2 separate regions of the Homo sapiens genome follow, and region 2 is linked to region 1. A link is a contact called in ENCODE Hi-C or POLR2A ChIA-PET data. All regions are on one chromosome and are shown on one strand. Each heading gives the region's core, a stretch centred on a gene start or an enhancer-like site at or near the end of the contact. The rest is flanking DNA. Distances are from core to core; before and after follow the strand shown. Region 1 overlaps RNGTT (RNA guanylyltransferase and 5'-phosphatase). Region 2 overlaps RNGTT (RNA guanylyltransferase and 5'-phosphatase).

The links. A loop is a pair of places that touch in the nucleus more often than their neighbours do. ChIA-PET counts read pairs that join two places held with the same protein, here RNA polymerase II (POLR2A). Pooled maps may share reads with other maps.
Region 2: a loop to region 1 is called in a map of OCI-LY7, with 3 times the contacts of the local background. The contact joins two enhancer-like sites. A Hi-C loop is called at or near these places in 1 of 168 maps with a recorded cell type or tissue (OCI-LY7), 4 of 37 single-sample maps with no recorded cell type and 3 of 50 pooled maps. POLR2A ChIA-PET finds 5 or more read pairs at or near these places in 1 of 52 experiments (WTC11).

What each region holds. Positions count from the first base shown.
Region 1 is chr6:88,866,627-88,870,107 of GRCh38, forward strand. The region is part of intron 8 of RNGTT (RNA guanylyltransferase and 5'-phosphatase); the gene reads right to left. Among named protein-coding and RNA genes, the nearest start is that of RNGTT, 95 kb to the right of the region's middle. Within about 2 kb of position 1,890, at least 3 of the 41 ENCODE cell types and tissues checked have a DNase peak (open chromatin) inside an H3K27ac peak, as active enhancers do.
Region 2 is chr6:88,611,185-88,614,777 of GRCh38, forward strand. RNGTT (RNA guanylyltransferase and 5'-phosphatase) reads right to left here. Exons shown (of 16, transcript NM_003800.5): 15 at 3,088-3,211; 16 at 1-1,698. The coding sequence ends at 1,535. Among named protein-coding and RNA genes, the nearest start is that of RNGTT, 350 kb to the right of the region's middle. Within about 2 kb of position 1,532, at least 2 of the 41 ENCODE cell types and tissues checked have a DNase peak (open chromatin) inside an H3K27ac peak, as active enhancers do.

The sequences.
Region 1 (3,481 bases), core at 640-3,139:
AGTAAGGACTCTAATAACTGGATACAGACACATTCAAATAAATCAATGTATCCATTTATTTATTTTTCTTCAAATCTTCAAAAGCAATAAGGATGGAAGAGAAAATCTTAAGACACATCTTAAAGATTCAAATTGAATAAAGTTGGTTTAACAAATGAGCTGCCATCTATTTAGGGGAAGAGGAAGATTTCTCTTGGTTTTAAGTATTTCCTTATGCTGAAAAATATGACTTTATCGGATTAAAAATTAAAAGTCCACCCTTACTAACTAGGTATGGGACCTTGTAAAAACCACTTGGTCTCTCTAGCTTTGATATCCTCATCTATAACCTGAGAAAACGGAGTCAATTCTTGCTACTTACAATGTGGTCCCTGGACCAATAGCATTAGCATCTCCTGGAAACTTGTCAAAAATGCAGAATCTTGGGCCCCAGCCTAGACTTTCTGAATCAGAATTAGCATTTTAACAAGATTTCCAGGTGATTCACATACACATAGAATTGTGAGAAGCACTAGACTAAATAACCTCAAGCCACCCTTAACACTCAAATTGCAAAAGAAAATAGAAAAGCCAGGGCCAGGCATGGTGGCTCACACCTGTAATCCCAGCACTTTGGGAAGCCAAGGCAGGCAGATTACCTGAGGTCAGGAGTTTGAGACCAGCCCGGCCAACATGGTGAATCCCCATCTCTACTAAAAATACAAAAATTAGCTAGGCATGGTGGCACACACCTGTAGTCTCAGCTACTCAAGAGGCCGAGGCACAAGAATCGCTTGAACCTGGGGGGCAGAGGTTGCAGTGAGCCGAGATCATGGCACTGCACTCTAACCTGGGCAACAGAGAAAGACTCCATCTCAAAAAAGAAAAAGAGAGAGAGAGAATGAAAATGGAAAGCCTGACAGCAGATGTCCAAAAAAAGCAAAAGAATTTTAAAAATTCTTTTAATCTGAAAAAAAAAGTTTTCACTGAAGAATCTGTCCAAAAGTTATATTCAATAGATTTTCTCTTCTTAGCTATAGAAATGTGCTTGTTTTGATCCTAACTAGGATTAAAAAGAGCAAAGAGTACTAGAAGAAGAAGAAAAGAAAAACTAAGTATGATCACAAGTTAATTCTAATCAGTCTTCTAATTTTCACATTTTATATTATGCAACCTTTGAAATTCACTATTGGCTAGACTCATTGAATGAATGCTAAAAGTAAGCTACTTTGAGTAAAATTTTCACTAAGTCCCAAAAAAGGTTCACCTAACAGTCTTTTAATTATACTGAAAATGGGAAATAAAGTGTTGGGAAGGATGACTGGGAGAGAATTACTATAGGGTTTTCCTGTGCCTCCGGCTGGGAAAGCCCCTTAGGCTTAGCTTTCTGTGCCATCACAACCTTTTTCTTCCTCCAGTCACATAAGTAGGTGAAGTGCTTCCTCTTCCACTGCCACAGCAACTATTCCTCAGAGTGTTCATTTCCCTGCCTTCTGTATCACTATGGAAAATAGTCTCTTACCACACTCTTTACCTGATTTCCAAAAAAAAAAAAACAGCTCTTTTAAGGCCTCAAAGGCTATGGGGCTAACCAACTGACTCAGCAAATCAGGTGGTCCTAAACTTCAAGAAGATTGAGATAAAGGATCTCCCATTTTAATAGCCTCCTAAGAACAATTCAAGGAGTGGGAGTTGACATCATAGTCAAAGTTTAAATCAGAAGCTTATGGCTTAGCAATCATTAAAACTCTGACATGCTTCAAAATATAAACAAAGGGTTTATGCAGCCACCAGTGTAACAATTTTCTCATAAGCACCTAACTGCCTTAACTGTAAGAGCTTACAAAGATTGTGGATTTATATCAATTATTAATCAGGTCGGTCCAGCTCAGGCTGTTTCTACCTCATGACTTTCTTCACATTGCTCCCCTCACCCCTGTTACTCATCCTTCACTCATCATCCTCCTAAGAACTCCCACATTATTAGAGTCTATGTCATGTCATTTATATGCAATTATACTTCATATTGTTCATTAGATTTTGACCTATTTTAGGGCATGAACCACATCTTCAATTTTCTTTTCTTAAATACACACAAACTCTTTTTCCTTTTAAAACTTTACTGCCATTGAAATTGACCACATATCAAAATATTGTATTTGGCAGCTCTGAGTGTGTAGTCAAAACAGCAGCCATTTAAAACTTGTCAGAAATTAGGAATTTCCTTTAAAGCAAGCACCATCTTTTTCATACTCTCATGTTATTTCTATAGAACAATGAACATTTTCAGAAAAAAATTTTACTGAAAGGGATTTTAATAATCTACAAGAAACTTGAAATAAATTTACTTTTAACACAGGCATTATACTTTACCATAAATATTTTACTATAAAGATCACCCATTATTTTAAATTTAGAAATGTGCTAATAACACAATTAAGGTATTTTTAAGAAAGAGAATTAAAAACACATGTAGAAGATGTACAACATGATGATGCTTGATTTTATTTAATATTGCTTCATGCACAAAGGAAAAATCTAAATAACAAAACCGTATCTAAGTGCACCAAATGTTTTAAGAGAGTTGTAATTTCTCCATTTACTGGTATCAAACATAAAATTAGATCAAGTTAGGAAAAATTTTAAAGCTCACTGTCATGCAAAAAGTACAGATTGAGATCTGAAACTTCAAGTCATAAGAAGCTTCCTCACAGGAGTTATAGCAGTTTATAAAGGAGAAAGTATTTTGACCTTTTTCGTGACTGGCCATTAGACACTAACATTATTCTAATGCAAGTGGAGCTGTTTATATTTGTCTATAGCTGATTGGTTTAATTTCACTGAATCATGCTGGCAAAGATGTAAACCTCATGCTTTGTGGTTCTTTTATAAGTAGAGATAGTGTTTCAGGGGAATCAGAATGACTTGAGTTTGGGTTACAGGGTTATAGGCAGTTGGCCTTGGGATCTATCTAAACTGTGACCTCCATTTTTATTTTCCTTTTAACACTAGTAAGTAATTCTTAATGAATCAAACTATTAGAAATTAACTGGTTGCTACTAGTCTTTGTTCAAGTTCACATAAAAGTACCAGGAGAAATCCTAGAAGCACCAATTTCAACAGCTAATACTACTGAGACTATAAAAATAAATATATTATGGACTCATAACATTAAGGCAACTACCAAGGCCACATCATAGAGCAGTCTCAAAGTTCAGCTGCTTAAAGGCTGTAATTTATGCAGCAATTTGATTTGTTCTAGTTATATATTATATCCTGCAACTCTAGCCAGTAGTTTACATTCTATCAGGCTGACATAAGATGTAAAAGACCTAAATGCCATTCTAGATAATTCATAGGGAGACAAAATTTAGTTTTCTGCCCATGCAAAAGTATTTTAAAAATTAAATTTCTAAATTCAAAAATGTTACTAAAATAAAATGAGTCCAAGGAAGCTCACCTGCCAGCAAAAATAGCAGCAACATTAAATCTGGGCTGAAAG
Region 2 (3,593 bases), core at 282-2,781, 260 kb before region 1:
CAGGAGAAAACTTTGTTTAAAAACATTAAAACTCAGGTGAATATAAATACATTTTTGGTTCATCTGTGCTATGTCCATATAGAAATCCCGTCAGATATTCAGTCTACCGGGTAATTCAGTTGGATTTCGTGTCTGACTGAATCAGTAGAAGAATATACACTTGCATATACTTACACAGATATGCATTTACATATACAATTCAGACCATGAAAATTTGTTTTAAATACATTTACTTAAAACATGTACCTCTAAAAATAAATACACTAGCCTCCATTTAGCTAATTCTCAGAGTTCTTTCACAAACCAATTAGAACAGTTTATCAACAATGGCAGACAATCAATTAGCCGCCCTTTAAATCCATTATCTATCAGTAAACATTTTAAAATTCAGATGTATAACAGAAATAACATCCGCAGAATAGAATGTAGATAGAATTCTCGCTTTGAAAATAAATGTCTTGATTTCCTTGATATTTAGTTCCTACAGATGTCTACACTTTGCCTCTGCATTTATCTAGCAGTGGGAGAGCATTTTCTGGTGACAGCATTCTATTCCATGACATTACCTTCTAATCAAAGAAGTTAGCTGGCATTCCCTTTGCTGTTTTGTTCGAGAGAAGGAACACAACATCGTTTGTATTTGATATCACTCCCATAGATCACAGTGAGTTGTGTGTTTTAACGTAATTTACAATGTGCTGATACCACTGAGGTAAAGCAGAAGTAGCCCTGGCATTTAAAAAAAGAAGTCTCCCAGGAGAACAACACATAAAGGACCTGGTGGTGTATGTCCAAGTTCCATGAAGTAACTCAAAACCACTGCCAGAATGGACACACTGGATATCTGATATCATAGTCGAAACAATACAAACAGATGAAAATACTCAAAATACTTCCTTTAGAAACAATGCAATTCACAAAAATGGAGCTTTACTTTTTTCTTTTACATTTCCAAAAAACTTGTTAAAATGATATAAACCAGACCAAGTTGTTTAATATAGTACAACTTAACAACCCTGTCATTTGTTTTTGAATACAGGGATCTCAGAAATGTAGGAAATCCATGGTAAATGATAGCAAGAATGTTTAATGCCATTGCCTGGATTTTTTAAAAGGAAAATTTGCTACAGTTGTAACACAACTTCTAAAAAATACTGTTTTATGGGCTCACAGTTTCCAGATTGTTAACTTTATAAATTAAATGTGAAGCTACCCATATATAAACAAGGCCTCTTTTTCATTGATTTCCATCTTGTTTAAACCTTTGGATATTTCAATCTTCAGATTCCACAAGGTAAGGCTGAGTTTATCAGATAAATAAGATGTTTAAGTCCACGATGTATTGCAGCACTGAGGAAACGAATGCATCAAGTATTTACAGGCTGGCTACGATAACTTTCTTTTTTTAAAAAAAATTCAAATGTGTATCAACATCAAGCCACAGTCGTTTTTCAATTTCTCTGGCTACAAAAATGGGCAACAGCGTTTTTTCCTCATTCCTCTTTCTTCTTAACCCTCAAGTCACAGGCAGGTCTTAGGTTAAAGGGCGTGGTCTTTTGGGAGGTGGTGGTGGCATGAGCTCCGTGTCAGGGTCCAGATGATGTTTTCGCTTCTGTCCTTGAGAAGCTGCAGTACATCTGTCGATGAACTCAAACAGCATCTCCTTGGTGACAGGGTTTGAGATGCTGTTACACACAGCTGTGGACAAAGGGAGACAGGTCTCATGTGAGGGTTAATTAAGGCAGCTGACTCACCACAGGCTTATGAGAAAGGTTTTCATCCCAATATACTAAATACTTTCCATTTTACCCATTTGAGTGATGTGCTTCACATTGAACTATCTCCTCCCTACCCTACACCCAAAATATGTGCTTGTCTAATGGCTACTCTTTACTGCAGTATTAATTTTAAACCAAAACTTTAAATGTTTGGGCTATAAGCATGTCTTCCCCACGGTTTTCTATCCCTCCCAAACCAGTTTTTATGGGATTTTAATCTAACACAACACATTGCACCATAGTCTGTATTCAACTAAAACTTCTACAGAAAACGTGCACTATAGTCCTTCAATCTTTCTCTCAGAAAGAAGTCTACTCTACGAAACATAAAACATGGCACCAGCCACCATTCCTGTTGAATAGGTGGTTTCATTGTAGCTAGCAGACCATATTATCTTCTCTTATCAAAATTTAGTGCCAGTCCTTTTCATTTTATTTACCTATTTGGTCTTAGAAGAAAAGACATTGGCTTAATCATCCTGACTTTTGAAATTAACTCATCTTGTCTGAACATGGATGCTAGTTCCAATGAGAACTCCTAAATGTACAACAGTAACTTTTAAACTGCAAAGCTGAAATTGGCAATTTCAATATTTTCTCATTAGCTTATCATATCATCATCATCATCCTCCTCATCAACTGCACATTCTAAAAGTAAAGTTTGATTAACCTGTTATCTTGGTTTTTACCTTTTTTCAACTCCACTAAAAATGCAATCCAGAACAACAACTGCTACTGGTAGTGGTATACCTTATAAACTTCAATTAATTTGTGTTGTTCCCCATGAAAGAAACTTACTATTCTGAATTCCCAAAGCATTCATATTGTACCCAAAGAACACTCTGAAGAATAGCATAGCAGATTTTGTCTTTTTAAATGGTTTTCGTTTACTTTGTTCTCCATTGTTTATAAAGCTATTTTAAGAGCTGGAAATTACATTTTCCCCTGATAATTTTGTCTTTTACCATCTGGCAAACAATGGTTTTTATAGTTTTGAATAGATCTGAAATTATCATGGTTTCTGTTGTTGTTGTTGTTCAATAAATTCAACTTGTATACAGCCCAGTATCCTGCCCTTTAAACTTCTCTTTTGGGTGCATGGGCACAAGATCACCAGTTTAGAGAGTAGAACCTACAAGCCAACTGGAGCCAAACAGAATACAGACTTGACGTATCTTTCCCATCAAACAAGGATGAAGTCCAAATGACTATGCCCCATTAAGCAAAACAACAAAGGCAGCACACTTTGGGTCTAACACCTTAATTTTTGTTTTAAATATAATAAGCACTGGTAAGTTGTCATACTCACCCATGGCAGTGTTGTAGGCATTAGGAAAACTTTTGTCTGTTCTCTGTCTCATGAAGACCCAGCTGTTGTTCTCAAATTTGCATTCTATAATTTTGTTGTCATACTGTTTCAGCTCTTTTGTCACCTGTTTTGAAAGAGAATTGAGGAAAATATTTAAATAACTTGAAAGGCTTTTTGCTTCTACTATGTGACAGGCACATTAGGAAATGATAAAAATACCTCAGTAACTCTTCATGCAGAGAGCTCTTTGTCATCTGAAGTATCTAATCAAGCTTAAGGTATGGTGTGCACTCCCTTGTACACATGCTCACTTATCCGACATTTTATAAATAATTGTGAAAATGGCTGTCAATATATAGCAATTAAAAGAAGCTAGGCAGAAACCAGCCATGCTGGGCCAAATGCAAATATGTTACCATGGGGACCAATACCTTCAATATTGTCTGTGTCTCTACGGCTTTCAGAAATTGAGTATACTGCCTAGGTTTCATCAACTTTCAGAAAGG